Regions from separate parts of the Homo sapiens genome. Here region 1 is linked to region 2. Evidence: chromatin loops called from intact Hi-C (ENCODE). Cell type or tissue: sigmoid colon. All regions are shown on one strand. Each heading gives the region's core, and the rest is flanking DNA. Links, peaks and the distances in the headings are about the cores only.

Evidence for each region. Peaks named below come from ENCODE experiments on the same cell type or tissue, not always from the same donor. Only the 100,000 strongest peaks of a DNase experiment are listed, where the experiment ranks them.
Region 1: it touches region 2 in a loop (2.3-fold over the local background); 1 of 110 quality-filtered maps calls a loop at or near these places.

Annotation. Positions count from the first base shown.
Region 1 is chr2:37,854,830-37,863,674 of GRCh38, forward strand. The region is part of intron 2 of PIRAT1 (PU.1 (SPI1) induced regulator of S100A8 and S100A9 alarmin transcription 1); the gene reads right to left. Among named protein-coding and RNA genes, the nearest start is that of PIRAT1, 17 kb to the right of the region's middle. In sigmoid colon, for the core only: no CTCF peak of the experiment used is centred there; DNase peaks (open chromatin) are centred at 767, 1,532 and 3,742; H3K27ac peaks cover 1,699 bases.
Region 2 is chr2:37,771,096-37,779,940 of GRCh38, forward strand. The region is part of intron 2 of LOC107985869 (a long non-coding RNA gene); the gene reads left to right. Among named protein-coding and RNA genes, the nearest start is that of PIRAT1, 100 kb to the right of the region's middle. In sigmoid colon, for the core only: no CTCF peak of the experiment used is centred there; DNase peaks (open chromatin) are centred at 876 and 4,926; H3K27ac peaks cover 583 bases.

The sequences.
Region 1 (8,845 bases), core at 235-8,234, 84 kb after region 2:
AATGGAAAAGATTTCAGATAAAGCTTGCTGTCAACAGATTACGAAACAAAATGCACCTGGTGTCATCCTGTTCTATTGTAAGTCCTTGTTCTCTATGCAAGGGGTCATTAGAACATTTTAGTGGGCTTAACCTTGGTCATCAGATTGGTTACCTGTGAGCTTTGTATTGGGATACAGCTCAACAAGCAACCATGACCCTAAGCCTCAAAGCCTTGAGCCCCACTGTGAGCTCCTTGGGGACAGCACCCTACCCATCACCCTTGTACTTCCTCACCATCTGACCAGGGAAGGGAATAAAGTTAATGTCCTATAAGTGTCTGCTCAGTGACCGGGTGGATAGGCAGTGAACATGCCATGAATACCACCTGCCTTAGAGCCCGCTAACTAGTGGTGCGAAAGAGGCAAAAGAATTGCGTTTTGGTACAGACCTAAAACTCTCCACACACAGTCGCCAAGAGGCTCGGCACTCCTACATGACCCATCACCTTCCAGCCCACGTCACCTTCCCTTTCTCAGTGTTCTTCTGAGCGCTACAGCTTGTATACACAGTTCAGAACTGGATTGCAGAGTGTCTTATCCTGCTTAAGCCAGCATGTGAGACGTGAGCCCAGGGTAGGGCAAACCCCTAGGAAGTCAATGAACGCTCAGTGGGCCTGTTGTGGGTTCCAGGGCTCTCGTCTTTCCTGTAGCTCCTGCCAGGGAAGTGAAAGCAGCTGGGTGTTGCCCGCCAAGGGCTCAGCCAGCTTCCCCTGGCAGGAGTGAAGCCTATTGTTGGAGCTGCTAGGTTGGCTGCTCATGGGCCAGACCAGTGAAGGCGTTCCCAAGGTTCATGTCAGAAGCCACACACGGTAGCAGGAGCTCCCAAGACTGGCTTCTCACCTCTGTCACCCGAATCTTCACTGTGTAAATGGGTTATCTTCTAGTCCAGTCTTGTGGTTGAACAGACTGTTTGTAAAAGGAAGGAAAAGAAATGTTGGCCCGAAGCCGGTGCAGCAGAGCTGAGGGCCAGGAAAGCTGCCTCCCACCTCTCTGCCAAGGCATTTCCGCTCTGACCTGCCATGTCCAGTGCACACCATTCCTGCTACACAGCCAGAAGTCAGGGTGGGATGGTGGGCAGCCTGTCTGAGGCCAGGAGACACAGGAGAGAAAAGAGAGGGCTTAGGTCCAGGGAGGGCAGATGACAGAGCCAGGAGGAGCAAAAGCAATTCCTCCTTCAGAGACTGAAACAGGAAAACAAATCTGTTGGACAAAAAGTGTCCAGGTTCAATGACTTGGCTAAGGTGCCATGGCCAGGGAGAGCCTGAGTCTACCAAGAGACCCCGGCAGCAACCTTGGTCATGAGGATTTTAGAGCAGCCCTTGCAGAGGCAGTGAGAGCTTTTCTGCCACGCTGGGCATGGTGTGTCTGCAAAATTTCAAACTCATTTCCTGAGATAAGAATGACATTTATTAAGGCATCCTGGAAATTAAAAATAAGTGGCAAGAGCCTCCCCACCCTGGCCCACAGGGCTGTTTGCCAAAGCTGGGTGACCCAAGGGAGCAGGACAAAAACAGAGCCCTTGGGGAAGCTGCTCTGCTTCCCTCCATCACGATGTCCTGTTCTCTGTCTTCCCTTCCTCTGGTCCTAGCCCACAGCACTGGCCAGGCTTGGAGGGGGTCAGAGAACATTTGACCACGATCCTGGCAGTGAGAGTGATGGCCTGGCGATGAGACTGTCAGCCTGAACCTCCAACATGGCTTTGAAGTCCCCACGATCAGTCCCCTGGTTCTCTCTCAGGCACCTCTCCATGCCTGCCACCTGGCGCCCAGGGCTCCAGGCTTATCCAGCCTCTGCCAGCTCTCAGAATCCACCATGCTTCCTCCTGTCTGTATGCAGCTGCTTTGAGGTTTGTCCCCTCTGCTGGGAGCACCCTCACCAGCATCTTTTCCTCACCCCCACTCCCAAACTCAGTCTGCCTGCCCGATTTTCACTCATTCTTCCCTGTCTGTCCTCCTCCACCCCAGCCACCAAGCCAAGCGAAGGCAAGGCGCCCCTCTGACAGTGCCCAGAGCTCCCCTAATCAGCCCCCTCGCCACAGTGCAGAGCAACTGCCTGGTGCTCAGCTCTGTTCCCAGCTAGACAGTAAGAACCACAAGGCACAATGTCAGTTATTTCACCATTGGGCTGGCACTGAACAAATGCTCAACAAATACGTGTTAGACAAAATAAATTAAAAATTAATTAACAGGCTGAGCACGGTGGCTCATGCTCGTAATCCCAGCACTTTGGGAGGCGGAAGCGGGCAGATCACCTGAGGTCAGGAGTTCGAGACCAGTCTGACCAACGTGACGAAACCCCATCTCTACTAAAAATAAAAAAATTAGCTGGGTGCGGTGGGGCACACCTGTAATCCCAGCTACTCAGGAGGCTGAGGCAGGAGAATCATTTGAACCCTGAACCTGGAAGGTGGAGGTTGCATTCCAGCCTGGCCAACAGAGTGAGACTCTGCCTCAAAATAAATAAATAAATAAAAATAATAATAATAATAATAATAATAATAATTAACAAAAGGCCCCAAAAGGCAATTTGGACAATTGCCCCAGGCTGATCTCGAAGGTTTCCTCCAACCATTAGTGGGTAGTGGGGGTGATGCTCTGGGGCTCTTCCCCTCGCCTCTGCCTGTGGTCTTGCATCCTGGTCCGCGCAGCTGTTACATGGGGTGGAGGTCTGAGTCTGGTGGGTGTGCAGCAGGTCAGTCAAGGAAGAAAATATGGTCTAGAAAACAGCCTGGCCGCGGTCACCCCCAGGGGTAGGGCCAGGGAACAAAGGAGGTTTCCTGGAAGTGTTGTACTTCTTCTTACCTCAGGGGCGCAATTATTCATTTCTCAGGGACCCACCAGTATAGAGAGAACAATAACTCTGCCCCCACAGTGCTTGGGGCCTGAGACGCTTACCCAGGACACAAAGGAGAACAGGGGGATGGCGGGAGGGATGAGCTGAGAATGCTGAAATATTTCCCCCCAGGGCCTGTGATCCACAAAGCTGCCTCTTTTCCCACCTGGCCTCAGGATGCACTGGGTGCTGGCCTGCCTGCCTGCTCCTCACCCCTCCTGACCTGCTAATCACCATAAAGTGTAAACCAAGAGACCAGCACCTGTTTGTCTTTGAGCCTCCATGTAAAAATACGTAGGAGCACATTTTAAAACCACATAGCAAATAATTGATTCATAAATCAAAGTTCCGTTTTATATTCTACCATAAATAATCATCACTGGCCAGTATTGCCTGAGCCTGGGTCCCCGGCACCAAATGAAAGTCAAACACATTATTTGTTTGTTGGCATTGGTAACAAGCCAAAGAGCATCATCTTCTATCACAGACTATGGATGGAAGTAGAAATCATAAAACTGCAAATGTTCTTTCCTAATGCTTTTAATAAAAATAAATATACCTATTGTCAGAAGTTCAACCAAATGAGTTTTACGGAATAAAAGTGCCATTGAGGAGGGGGTGATCAGAGTGCCGGGTGGATAGAGAACTTGTGGCCTTTCCTTTCAGGCGGTGGGCCAAGATCAGCTCAGTCCCCTCTTTGGGACATGCCTTTTTCTCCTCCTGCATTCCTGGGTTTCCAGGCTAGCTTGGATTCCTAATTTGGAAGTCACCAGAGAGCAAACCTCGACAGTAAGCAAAGGAGTGTCCTGCTATGAACTCCCTGAGAGACAGCCCTAGCCCTGGTTACACAGCAGGCACCTCAGTTCACCCCTCCACCAGCCTCCCAAGGCTCCTGAATCGAGCAAAGAATGAGGCTCTGGGCCTAGCCTACTCCCTGCTCACTGAAGCTGTGCCTATTCAGGGATCTAGCCTGGTGCTAATGTTTTCAAGCAGCCTCCCTGGACAGGGGGTCCTCTGGGAGGTGCTGGCAACCAGCAGACTTGGGATTTGATAACTGCTCTGGTCTGGGAAACATGCAGATTGTGACTCCTCCTCTGACTGGTACTGTTCTAGAAAATGATGAAGTTTCTTGATCATCTATCTCCTGAGCCTCTCGGTGACACTGACAGGCTTTATACCACATAGACATCCTCCATTAGTGCTATCCTCTGCCAGTTTTTTCCACCTTCACCCACACTCTCACAGCAGTGGCAGTTTCTGAAATCTCACACTGGGGCAGTCCAGGAAGGTGGGGACTTCATTTTCTTTGCAACTGTCGTGATACCAATACACTGCTGGGCTCAAGGTAGACAAGTGAAACAGGAGACTTCCCTGACCACCGCCCCTCCCACACCCCAAAAGACCTGTGACAGGGGTGTGGCTCATATGTTTGGCCACTATCCATGCTCAAACTTCTTATGGGAGGGGGAGCATGCAGACGGGCATGTGCAGGAGCCAGGGTGAGTGCCCGTGGGCTCCAGCCCCATGGCAGTGTTCAGGGGTGGGAGCTTGAGACTCCCAAAGCCCAAATGGTCATGTGTTACAGTGCACTCCTTTAGCCTTGCTGTCCACAGACGACTTAAGTGTTAAACAGCTCAGTGCCCTCTTGATACCCAGGTCCTTGTCCAGCATCCAGGAAGAATGAGGTTGCACATGAACCTGAGGAAGGTGAATGTGGGACTTCAGTGGTGGAGGTGGCTCTCAGCAGGATGGATGGGGAGCTAGAAAGGGGATGAAGTGGGAAGATGATCTTCCCATGGGGTTTGCCCATCCAGCAACTGATCTCCTCTCTGACCACCTCCAGCAGAACTACTCTTGGTGTTTAGACACTCCTTCTCTTCTCTCTGCTGTGCCATTCTGCTGCTCTTCTGTTCTTCTGTTCATCCTCTTGTGGAGCCAGGGGTTTAGGGTTTATATGGGTACAGGATAGGGGGGTGCGGTGGGCCAAAAGGCAACTTTTAGATGCAAAAACACCCAAAACCATGTAGTTCAGTGTCCGCAGAGGGGCGGCAGACATTGTCCACAGCTCCTATGTGGGATTCTGAGGCAGCCACCTGTTCTAACCTCATTGGTCAGATGTCTCCACCAGTGTGGCAGGTGGATAGTGAGTTTATGAGTCACAGTGACATTATCCAAAATTTACATTTGAATTGATTGCCTAAATATTATTTTATCATTAAAGGAAATTTTAAATTAGAATATAAATCATCCCTAATCCACAAACACAACAACTGATTTTAGTCTTGCCTATTCCTTCTAATTGGCATTCTTTAAAGTGTTTTATTTAGGGATTAGATACCAAATTCCAAGGGCAGAAAATTTCCATCCAAATCAGCAAAGATTCTTACAAGTCATCTGTGCTTGCATGTAATAATTTTCTGCCCCCTCCAGCCTGGGAGCTCCTGGAGGGAACACAATTTTTACTTCAGTAACTCAGCATTTAGCACTGGGCTAGAAACTAGCAGGTGCTCATTAAACATTTGTTAAATGAACAAACTCCCCAAACCAGGACCTTGCTGGAAGTGTACATTTACATCAAGGGTAGGGATTGATTAAAATTAACTTAGTTAATTTTAACATAGAATAAATCAAAATTCTCATGAAAGTAGAAAGCATGGCAAGAGTAGAGCATCTGAATGTCATCCATTGACCCCAAATTCAATGCTGGAATGGAATATTGTACATTGAGTCCTGTGGGAGGAAGGACAGAAATGAGAGAATGAAGTTGATGACCTGAACACTCAGAAGCAGTACAGGGATAGGGGAAAATAGTGGGTTGAGGCAGGATGTTGAGAACTAGGTCAGTGAATTAAGAGGGTCTTCCAGGGGGTTTCACAGAAGTGGGGCCAGCATCTACTGTGGGGAATAAGTGTGGTGGCTTCAAGGAAACTTGCCATTTCCTCAAAAGCAAAATTTCTTTTTGCTTTTGAGGACAGTCATAGTTACTAGTGGGGAAATTATTCTCCAGGCAAAAGTAGCAGTGACCATGTGACCATAGCATCCTTATCTTATATAGCTCATAGAAGAAAACCTTTTATCAAAGGCAATAGAATTTCCATTTCTTGCATGGATTGGATCAAACTAAGGTTGTCTTCCATTATCATTTATATTGTATATTTCCCAATATATCCTTATATTTATATACCCAGTATGATCTATTTAACTCAGAATCTAAATGCCTTGAATGATCTATTGAACCTCAAAGGAAAATTCTAGAAAGGACTCTATTTACTGCCAAATTAAACTCAAAATAAGCCATTTCTCTAGTGACAGGATGTCTTATTTTCTGGTGGGCATGACCCTCCTCCATAACGGGGGCAACCTGGACTGCACTGGAGTGATTCCTGGATAAGACAGTTGGGCTTTGAGCTGTCACATGACCTCAGTTGGCCATAGGAGAGGTACAGTCTGTCCCCCATTGGGGCAAACTAAGTTAATGCTTAATTACCACTTCCAGGCTTTTCTAATCATTCTTGATCAAGCCTGGATTTGGGGGTTCTGGGATTCTGTAAGCCTTGGTTTAAAAAAATTAATTACATGTTACGTTATAAAAGACTTTTTTAAAGGGTCAAGCGAATCTATTTGTGAAAACACAGAATAAGAGTGACTCCCATGTGATGAATAAAGTGGATATGAGTTGCCAGATTGTAAGTGAGTTAGGTAATGACATTGGAGAAGTCATAAGTATCTGAGAATAAGTAATAAAGTGCATATTTTGGAAGCACTTCCAACAAATCAACCTTGCTTGAATCTCATCCATCTGCTAGAACTCTCCTACCCAACCAGCCTCATCCTGTGGAATAGTCCCTCCCTAATATCTCTCACATCCTTTATTTCCCTGGTCTCCTGCCACTATTCTAGTCCAGGTCCTCATCACAATTTGTCTGGATTATTGCAATGACCTCCTCGTCAGTCTTCCTGTCTCTAGTTTCCCTTTGCTTTCAATCCATTCTCCATGATGCCACTGGACTCAGGGCTTTGTCTTTGTCTTAACATGCCACTTGACATGCTCTAGCTCTGTGCAGAGCTCTGCTTCCCACTGCCTTCTGGGACAAGTGCAAATCCTTAGTCCAGCAGTCTAGGTCCTCGGGTTCCAGCCCACCTGCCCAACCTCCTCTCCCTCCATTGCTTAAAGTGCCAGCCAGGTAGAGGTGCTCATTGTCTATTCCCAGCAAACCTGCCCTCTCTGTCCATTGGTCCTCATGGCCACCCTCCACCTGGCTTGTCCCTACAAATCTTCCCATTTCTCTCTGTCTATTCAAACCCAAGCTCTATTATGGTTCTATCCCCTAACGCGTCTCCAACTGGAGAGCCAGCCCATCCTGGTCTAATAGAGTGGCTTTCTTATATTGCTTATTCTATTTCAACAGAAACTTCCTGGAGCTGAAAAGTAACTGGACTCAAATAGAAAATATATATATATATATCAGGAATAGAGGAATTTCAGGTACCAAACCTATGGTAGAGGAGCTACTTAGAGGCCAGAGGGCCACATAGATGACGGCATACTCAAACCTGGCTCTGTGTTCACACCGCTTTCATCTCTGGAAGGTGGCAAAGAAGCTTGTGCTGGCTCTTCCAGTTACCCCAAGGCCATCATGCCCCATCTTTTCTCCAATCAGAAGACATTTGTATCCACACGTGCACATTCCTTTATTTTGCTGCTTTGGATAACTTTTAAACTATATATTGTTCCCCACTTGTTTGGAGGCAAAGGTATAAAAAGGAGATGGGAGCAGATCAAGAGAGATATATTTGTTTTTAATTCTTTTCCGGTATATCAGTTAAAGTCCTCTGAGGAAGACAGAAACCACTCTAGATATTTCAACCAGGGAATCACTTCACAGATTATAGAGAGATTAGCATCTTTAGTAACCCAGGACCACTGCTGAGACTGGAGGAACATGGGGAGGAAGTAGCGTGACCAGAGACTGGTCGTCAGGGCCATGGGGCAGTGGCTGCTTAGTGGGAGCTGGGATCATGGAGGAAAGGGTTTCCCTGCAGGATCCACAGCCAAGAAGGAAACACAGCCACTGTAAGTGAGGCCACAGGAAGGGGGAAGAAGGCAAGAAATGACCACGATTCGCCCCCTCTGCACCCCCAGTGCTCCCTCAGGGCCCCCCATTGGTGTACACTGCCTGAAGGCTGGAAGGAGAGGGGCCCTGGAAAGAACAGGAATGAATCTGGGGGCACTGGCAGGCAGGCAGGCAGCACATCCTCCTCCTACACAGCTGCCACCACGCCCACACCTCCCTCCTCCTCATCCTGGCAGGCCCCTGGCCCTCCCAGATGACCATCAGACATCTCTAACATTCCCTCCTGACCTTGACCTCCACTGCATCAGCACTGTCCTTGCTGCCCCAACCCTCTCTGGCCTCTCTCTTGAGCTGCCAAACACTGAGGAGAACAGTCGCAGGGCTGTGCTGACTGAAGCCACTGACACGGGCTATCGAGCCTGCAGATGACCCTCACGGCTGCTGGACAATCCTTTGGACAAGATTCATGAATTTTCAGGCATCTCTCAGATTGGCTCCCCAAGTCTTTCCCATTCTCCTCAAGTCCCCACCCAAGCCTCATTCCCTCAGGTTGTCCTCTCACTCTCCTGAGACACCGAGCCATAGACATGACCTTTCTCCATGTCTCTCCTTTTGAAGCTTCAGTCATTCATTTTTTCCTCCTGTCTCTGAGGATGACACCCTCATCTTTCTTGTCCTGGGCCCCCTCTGTAACTTTGCTCCAATCATCCTCCCTTCTGATTTTTTGTTTTAAAGCTTCCCTCTCCCTTGGCTTTGTTCTCTCTACCTAGAAGTGAGCACAGGTGCTCCGTTGCTCACAAGGCAACAAGAAAAAGTCCTTTTACCTCTTTGACCCCCTCTCTTTACCTTCAAATGTATTCAAAGAGCAAGAGTAACCCACCATCTGTTTTTCATGGCTT
Region 2 (8,845 bases), core at 393-8,392:
GGTTTTATAAGGGGCAGTTCCCTCCACATGCTCTGTTGCCTGCTGTCTTGTAAGATGTGCCTTTGCTCCTCCTTCACCTTCCACCATGATTGTGAGGCCTCCCCAGCCACGTGGAACTGTAAGTCTGTTAAACCTCTTTCCTTTATAAATTACCTAGTCTCAGGTATGTCTTTATTAGCAGCATGAGAAAGGACTCATCATGCTACATGGTGACAGCAGTGATGGAGACAGTGCCCAGGATTGCCTCCCCATGACAGCTAGCAAGGGCTGTGATGCTTTACAATTACTGTCAGCCCAGAATTAACTTCCATTCCGTAGACATTCATGGGTGCCTGCTATAATACATAAAAAGCACAATATGGAAACAGGCTGGGGCCAAAGGGAGACAAAGACCCAGTCTCTGCCTTCCGAGTGCTTGCAATAGAAGGGGATAAGAAACACAGCTGTGTAAGAGAGATGCCAGATGATAGATACATGCAGTATACTCTGGCAGTTCCCAAGGGGAGAGATATCACTGCACCCTATGGGGAGCTGAGCAGAGGAGACATTTGACGTAGGCTTGGGAGTATGTGTAGGAGTCCAGCAGATGGGGTAGGGAAGGAAAAACAGGAGCAAATGCACAAAAGAGGAGAAGCAGAGGATTTTTCTAAACAGCAATGACTCATGCAGTTTGTCTGAATTGTAGAATATACGAGAGGGAGTAGCAGGAATGAGACCTATTTTCTGGGCTTGCACTTCACCCTAAACTCCAGTCATCTGTAAGATTCATCTCTTTTGGCTCATCCTCCTGAGCAGGAGCAGACAACCCCAGGCAACAGGCAGCACTTGCCCAGCAGTCAGGCTGCTGAACTGCTCTCCAGTGTGTGTGCATGTGAGGACCCATGAAACAGGGGCCACAGTGTCCTCCCCACCCAGGAACTCAGCCTGGTTTATGAGAACAAACCTCGTTGGCCTGGGCAGCTGGTCTGATCCACTTCCTGAACTCCTGCTCTCTCTGTCCTACCCCACCACCCAGGCCAGCCTCTCTGTCCTGAAGCTGAGACCTTCTGAACAGAAGGCTGGGTCAGCTCTGCTTGCAGCCAGAGGACACTGAGAAGGCCACCACTTACAGGGGCCCTTCTCCTCTCAGGTCCCCAGTGCTCCTAGGGTGGGCAGCCAGCACTGCTTTCCATCTGATTCCAAGCAATGGCTAAGGCTGGTGGCTACCTATCCATTAAGCTGTAAGATGTTTGCCCTTGGGATGTGGTTTAAGTGTCAGTCTGAGGTTTAAAATAAAACAAAACAAATTCTGTTTCACTGCATCTTTAATTGTCGACTTCTGGGGAAGTATCTTCTAAAGATGTGCTAGGCACAATCACCCGTGGGCCAAACTCCATGAACAGAAGTGGGCATGTTAGAATCCTGCGTCAGCTCTTCCCTCATCTCACTGCCTGGGAAAGTGTCTGGTTATAACCCCAGCCCCAACTTCTCAGCTCTGACGCCTGCTGTTCATCAAAACTGACTGGAGGGTTGCTAGAAATGCAGAGGCTGGGGTCCACCCCAGACCTGATGAATCCTAATCCTCAGGCTGAGAACATAGGCCTATGGGCTTTTATTTTTTATATATCTCCCCAGGTGATTATTATACACAGCCAGGGTAGAAAACCCCTGCCTTAGGCAAATGCCTTATAGATTTTTTTTTGCATTCATATTCTCTATTCATTGCCTCCTAGAATTTCAAGCATTAGGAAAGATCTTGGAGATCAACTAGTCTAGCACTTTCTAAACTCATGGTAGTGAGAACCAGCGTAGGAGCTGGGGATATAGTGGGCAGTCCTTCCCAGGCTTATGTGACTCAGAACGATCTGCACTTAGAGTAGAGATTGGCATCCCACTGCTGGAGGGACACAGGTGGGAAGTACTGGCCTAGCTCACCCCTGTATGATGATACAGACTCTGGACCTTCTGCTTCATTCCCCTCTGCCTGTACTGCTTCTGCCTGACCCTACACCCCCAGCTTGGGGTGGAGATGACACCTGCAAACACATGAGACACTGGTGGGAAAACCATGTTCTAGAAGTGTGTGAAATGATGCAGGCAGTGGCCCAGGTGACTTGGCTTTTTTCTCAGTATTGCTTTGAGACCATGCCATCATAAAGTATCTTAGAATCACTGAAGAAAGGAGGCCTTTTTTTCAAGGATTTTTTTAAGAAATAAGAAATTCTAGATCTTGGGACTTGGAAATCAAGAATCCTCGACTTCCACCCCAGCTTGAACACAGGTTCTTTGTTGCATTCTGAGGGAGCTTAGAATAGGAATCAACCTCCAACCCCAGGGGCTGTCAAGGCTGAGTTCCTAGCAACGCTTAGCCAGGGGTAGATGCTGGTAGCAGGAGGGAGGATGGGCAGCCGGCACGTGGGAGACAAGAGTGGGGAGCAAGAGGAGGCTGGGAGGGGTGTGGACAGAATGAGACTGCCTTGGCCCCTCCCTGCCCAGAGTTCAGGCTGCACGTGGTCCACCTGGCACCTGACACTCCATATGGCATCAATTAAATGGACTCTTCAGCTAATGATCTAAGGACTATACAGTTATCTGCTTTACACTCTCAGGAAATCTAGCCTGGTGCCTTGTTCAGACAGATTGTTCATTATTGCATGAATAATGACGGACTAAAAATGACACAGCAGGGAACTTTATCTTCAGAGGAAAACTGCTCTCACCCACTTTCCTAAGGAAATCTGCCTCGGTTCTAGGAGGAAGAGCTCTCTGGCGAGTTGGGGCTGACCCCCATTTCTCATCAGCTCATCAGAGATACAGAGCTGGTCCAGGAGTCCTCCCCCGGGCTCCCCACCACACACACACTTAATCCATTTATTTTCAGATCCCTGCCCAGAAATCTCCAGGAACCCTGACCAGGCCTTGCATCCCTAAGTCCAAAAATTTTGCAGCAAAAAAAGCCATTCTAACTTGAAGCTTTTAATAGCAAATAAATAAAGTGATCCAGGCTCCAAATGGTCCAGGCAAGGCCACCCCACATAGGACTGTGAATATCACAATAGGTGATTGTTTTAAAGTGTTTTAATGAGTCTCAAAACATCCTACATAATATCAGCCTCCACTTCAGTCTTCTTGACAGGCTCCAGTAAATAACATGAGTTGACAGGAATAAAACAGCTTGCTCAGGAGTAATTGAGTGGAATTAGAATGAACAGACAAGAAAGAAAAATTGGCGCTTGGGTCACAAGGAACTTTTTGTTAGAAACGCTCTGGGGGATTTGGTGGGATGTGGTCCCGCTGACTAATCACCAGTATAGAAAGTTTACAATCTCTCCACCATGCCAACGTCTTTAATAACTTGAAAAGCACAAGAGGTGGCTGTTAATTTCAAAGACAGTTATATGAAGCTTTTATTGAGTGTGGTGCAGAGTATATAGTTAGCAGCCTGCAAGATAATGAACCCTTTAAATAAGGCTTTCAAAAAAACAGTTTTATTTTTGCTTGAGCCAAAAGAACAGTGATTTTCTTCTGGTTATTTTAAGGCAGAAAAATGTATGTGAAGTACAATCTCTCCATTGCACACACAACCAGCCACTTTTGTCATCAAGGGCATCTGTCCTTGATGCCACAGAACCGTGACTATTCAGATAGAATAAGGGTTGATATTGTCATGACACTCCTTTCCCAGGGAAAGAGCAGATGGGCAAGGAAGGAGTTAAATGTGGTGGCACCACCCTCATTTTCTTGTGGACACTGGGGCTTCTCTCCTCACCCCTGGCTGATGATGCCGTGAAGAGGTAGAGCCCCCTCATGCATGTAATGTCATGATGTGGTGAAACCAGAGATGAAACCAGTGGGTTCTTGAGATACAGAGAAAGAGAAACAACCAGGACAAGGGCAGGACTTCACATGATTCTGCAGGGGGTATTCTGTGGGCCAGAGACCATGTGTGAGGAGCAAAGTGGGTACAGATGGGCTTTCTGCTCTGGAGCCTTCTGATCATGGCCTGTTCCTACCTCTTCATACGGCATTCCAGGAACAGATGAAATGGGCTGTTGATGGACCTGGAACCTCTGAGCTATGGTGACAGGGATGGGTCCTCCCTCTTGCCCCCAGGCAGTCACCTATGATTCTGACCTGTGAAATACCTTATGCATCTATCATTCTCCCTATCCTCCTCCACCTCCTTCCTTCTCCCCTAGTGTGTATATATGTATACGTGTGTGGAGAGATTAAGAGAGATTTGTCTTGCCCACCTTCAAAGCCATCAATTGTTTACTCATTCTGTCATTATTGTGTTGGGTGTTGGTTAAGCACTGTGCTGAAAGCTGAGGATACAAATGTGAGAAAGTCTGACGTGACCCCCTCTGACCCTCAAGCATCTGGGCCAGCCCCACCTGGGCCCCACCAGCAGCAGGCAGGTGCCACCCCAGCGGGGAAGCTGCCTTCACCCCTCATCCCTGTGAGTCACAACAGTGGCTTCAGCTGTGGCACCCCCCCCCCCACCCGCCGCCAGGCTGAGGCTCAATGGGACCTAATCCTACTGGCCAAGGAGTCAAAACAAAATAACAACAACAACAACAAAAACAGGTCTTTTCTGAGCCAGTCCTGTGAGGAAAGAGAACAATGTAAACAGAGAGATTCGTTAAAGAAAAATGATTTATTTCCTGCCTCAGTCCTGGCAACAAACATTGTCTTTCTCATTACCTAATTCAGTCTTGTTGGCAGCATGTGTTCTGGCTTCACTCTGATTTTTTTTTTTAAGACACCTCTCTGCCCTTCATGTAATATGGGGAGTTTAGCGGTTTCTCGGGATTGGCCCTGCAAGATACATCAAGTTTTACCTCTTTCTAGGTGTCAGTGCTTGATAGCCCAGGAAAATCCCTTCTAGAAGTTTTCAGGATCTGGTAAGCCCTGGGCAGAAACTCACAGCCTCACTTGTCTCTGGCAGTCAGGAACGTGCTGGGAGCTGCATCGTCTGTGGGAGTCTGGAATGCCTAGGAAGGCGAGTTGCAGCCTACACTGAGTTGGAGACAGTCTCAGATTCTTGCTGGTCTCAGATATACAGAGATCCCAGAGGATCTCCCTGTTTTAAGGAAAGAGAGAGCTACTTCTGCAGTTATCAGGAAGCAAAATTATCTCTGAGTCAAATTCCCCTTCCAAAGGTCTTAGCCAAAAAAAAGGAAATTTTTAATGCACTTTTGAAGTTGTTATACTCTTTAATGTTTAGTGATTCCCGGTCCTGGCAGGGTCTTGAAAGCTCCTGGAGGATGTATTTGAATGCAGATTGCTGCTTCCTACTTCCGACCCTCCACCCCAGAGAATGTCTTGAGTGGGGCCCAGGAATCTAAATGTTTGACAACTTCTCAGTGATTCTTCTGTTTTCATCCAGTGCCACTCAAAAGGAATAATGGTGATGCTGTCCCTCTGGGGCTACCTATGGGGCAGGAACATCAAAGAGGCCCAAGACTGGACGGAATGCCCTTCTTATCTTTCTAAGAAATGGTGATCTGGGGGCTTTGGTACAGCAGGGGAGAAGGAATGCTGGGTCTGGGAAGCTCTCAAGTCAGGGCCAAACACCCCTTTCTTAAGCATGCCAGCTTGCTGACTCACATCTTCGGGAGCTTGGTCAGTGGGCTCCCAGCAGTCCCTGGAGATGTGGTCAGTAGGAGTGTAGGAAATGCCAGTGTGTGACAAATACTATCGCTGGAGAATGACTGGTGAGCTTTTTGGGAGGTGCCCTGGGGGTCCAGGCTGAGCAGCTGGCAGGGGCAGGAGGTGAGTGTCAGCCTCTGAAGTCAGCCTGAGGTTCCATAAAGCCACATCCTTTTGCTCTCACTTCAGACCCATCTCACCTGTCACCATAGCCCTTGCCAGGTGTGCAGGTGCTTGCTGCCCAAGGCACCTTTAGCTACCCTGTGCTCACACGAGCCTGTATAGAGACATCCTTTTGGGTTGGAATGAATCCCTCCCTCAGAGAGGCTGGGGGCATTTCTGACTATTTCAGAGCTTCTAGAATATAATCTCCCCTGCAAGCATTTGACTATGGATCCTCTGGGCAGAAGAGACTTGCTTCTCCATGCAGGACCTACTTGTCTACAAGGAAAGAAATAGCTCCTGATCTAGTGCCCAGAGTTTGTTATTTTTAACAGCAAAAATATAGAGAAGTTACTATTCAGAGCTTCTCTTCTGGCCAACACAGGCTATGGATGAGTGGAATGGAAAGGCTGCCATGTGTACATCACCACCTGCGTGGATTCAAGTCATGGTTCAGATCTGCCTCGGCCTCCAGGAAAATGGCTCTACACAGCCAGTACACGGGCAGCTAGAGACATGCTGGGTCACTCCATCAACAACTATTTACTGAGCTCCTGTCATTACCAGGCACACTTCTGGACTTTTTGTTTTGTGAATTAACCTTTAAAAAAGCCAGAGACATAGGGGCTATATTGCAGCCCTATGACTGACTGTGACCACATCCAAACCCCCCTCTCACCTCTGGCATTTATCAGACTCTGTACGGTGAATCTGGCCGTAGCATTTTCTGCAGAATTCAGAAGATGTCTGGTTTCATACAACTCCTCTCCACCCCTTCATTTCCATGAAGTTCCATCTTTAAGGTAGACTGACCGGGATGATCTGTCCGGAGGCTGCGACATCACTAGCCTTATCTTTTAATGTTGTTAATTCTAGCAGATGAGGTATGGGTATGTGGAAGCCGCTTTTCTTCTGAACCTAAGCAACAGCTGTAGGAACCATTTAGCCAGGAGGATCATCAAACCACAGATGACCCCTTTGGGACCCCTGAGAGTCAGGGGAGCACTCATCACTTCATTATGTCCTCAACACATCCTAGGCTGAGCAAAGGTTCTGAATGAAGAAATGCAGAGGTTGCTTGGACTTAGCCCGGGTTGTGGAGGAGACACTTCTTCCTTTCTCATCCTCACAAGGGGTCCTTACTCTGGCCCTACAGCAGCAGCACTAGAGGATCTGTCCAGAGCAAGGGCCTACTCTTTCTCCCTTGCTCCTGGTCTCTTCCCATAGAGCCTCCAGGCTGGAGTGGTGATGGGTGGTTCAAACTGCTCCTGTTACCGTCTCTGTCTGAGTCAGGGCTGCAGACCCTCCCCTGGGAAGCATGGCTGGAATTTCATACTTCCTTCAATCCTCATTCATTCATTCATTCATTCATGGAGTATGGATTGAGCTGCTACTGGGTACCAGTCAATCTCACTGGGTCCGCCTGGTGGTCTGCCAATCCAGATACTGAATACTTACTATGGTGAAGGTGCTATCAAGGTGAGGCCAGGCAGGCCTGTTCAAGATTTGGGACATCAAATGGCAGGGCAAATGTGAGAGAAGGCAGCCCTCGATGCAAGAAGCGATATCCGGCAAACCCCCAGGGCAGCAGTGGGGTCTGGGGAGAAACTTAACACTGAAGAGGTCCCTAGGATCTGTGGTCATTGCAACTAGGAAAGCTGGTTTGCAACCCTTCTTCTACATGCTCAGCACCACCTTAGGACCTAGCTTTTCTGGATTTGAAGGGCTGGTACCAGATTCAGAACAGACAATTTTCCTGGCAGGGGCCACATAGAGATCCATATGCTTAGAATGTTGTAGTTTATTCTTTGAGGTTAGTAGAGAGATCATAGCAACCATAACGTTTGGGCTTTGCCCTCGAGGTTTTTCTGTCTGTGGAAGTACTGTGGGTATTCTTCCCAAAAATACAATGGGGAGTTCAGGGTCAAGAGGAGCCAGGAATCTCTGAAAAATGGAGGCAAATGATCCCTGTTCTTCCTTCCTGCACAGTGAGGAACAATGCCCTCATCCTGCACCATTTCATCCTGGCTCAGGGATAGAATGTCCTCATCACAACATGCTGTTCTATCCCTGGGTTAAAGGAAGGAGAGATTAAATGAGGCCTACTGGATTTCCTAAATATTGCCTCCTCCCATTTCTTAGAGTCCCATAGACAAGGCTTTCCTCATAGAAGAGGCTTTCATTTTCTTTTAAATCACAGGGTTGTTTATAAGACAGATTAAGCATAAACTCAAATGCTAAATCATCTGATACTCAACAGTCTGATACCAAATATCTGAAGTAAAAAGCCTGTGACCCGATGATGGCATTCAAGTGATAAATCACTCTGATCAGAAAAGGATGCAAGAAAAGCAGCTGAAAGTCTGTCTCCCCAGCCACGTGGCTTTGATCTCTGGGAAAGTGGATATTAGTGCAGACAGCAGTTCATAGGTCTTGATTAGTCCGTTCAAACCAGTGACTATGATTTCTCTGTAGATACAAGCACAAAAAAAGTCAATAAACGTTGGGCTGAACTTTAAACAACTGTCTTTTCAGAGAAAACCCAGTTGCATACAAGGAAGATTACTGCACTAGCCTGAAGACAAATGTCTACAAATATTATACGCTCAAGTGCAGGGAGGAGTTTTGTTCAAGGCAGCACAGAAAACAAATTACTCTGGTCTTAAATAAGATCCTTTGAACGGGCAGCAGCAAATCAGTACAAATTAGGACAAATGCATTCTTGACTGATATAATTTCCTTATTCTGCCTGAAAAATGCCACCAATCAGACTATAGACAGCTATGTCCCAAAAACTGGGGCCTCCGGTTACATGGTGGTTGAGTCAATTTGGTGGAAGTTCAAACCCCTAAACCAGCTCTTTATTCCACTTCCTGGGTACTGGTCTTATATTTCCAGGCAGGCAATTGAAATTTGACCATGGTTTTATTTTGCATCTCTTGGCCAGCAAATGTAAATGCAGCACCCATAAAGCACTGAGTCCCCAGAGCCTGTGGCAGGGCCAGCAGAGACTGGATGTAATTGGGAACAAGAATGGTTGCAAGATCTGTTT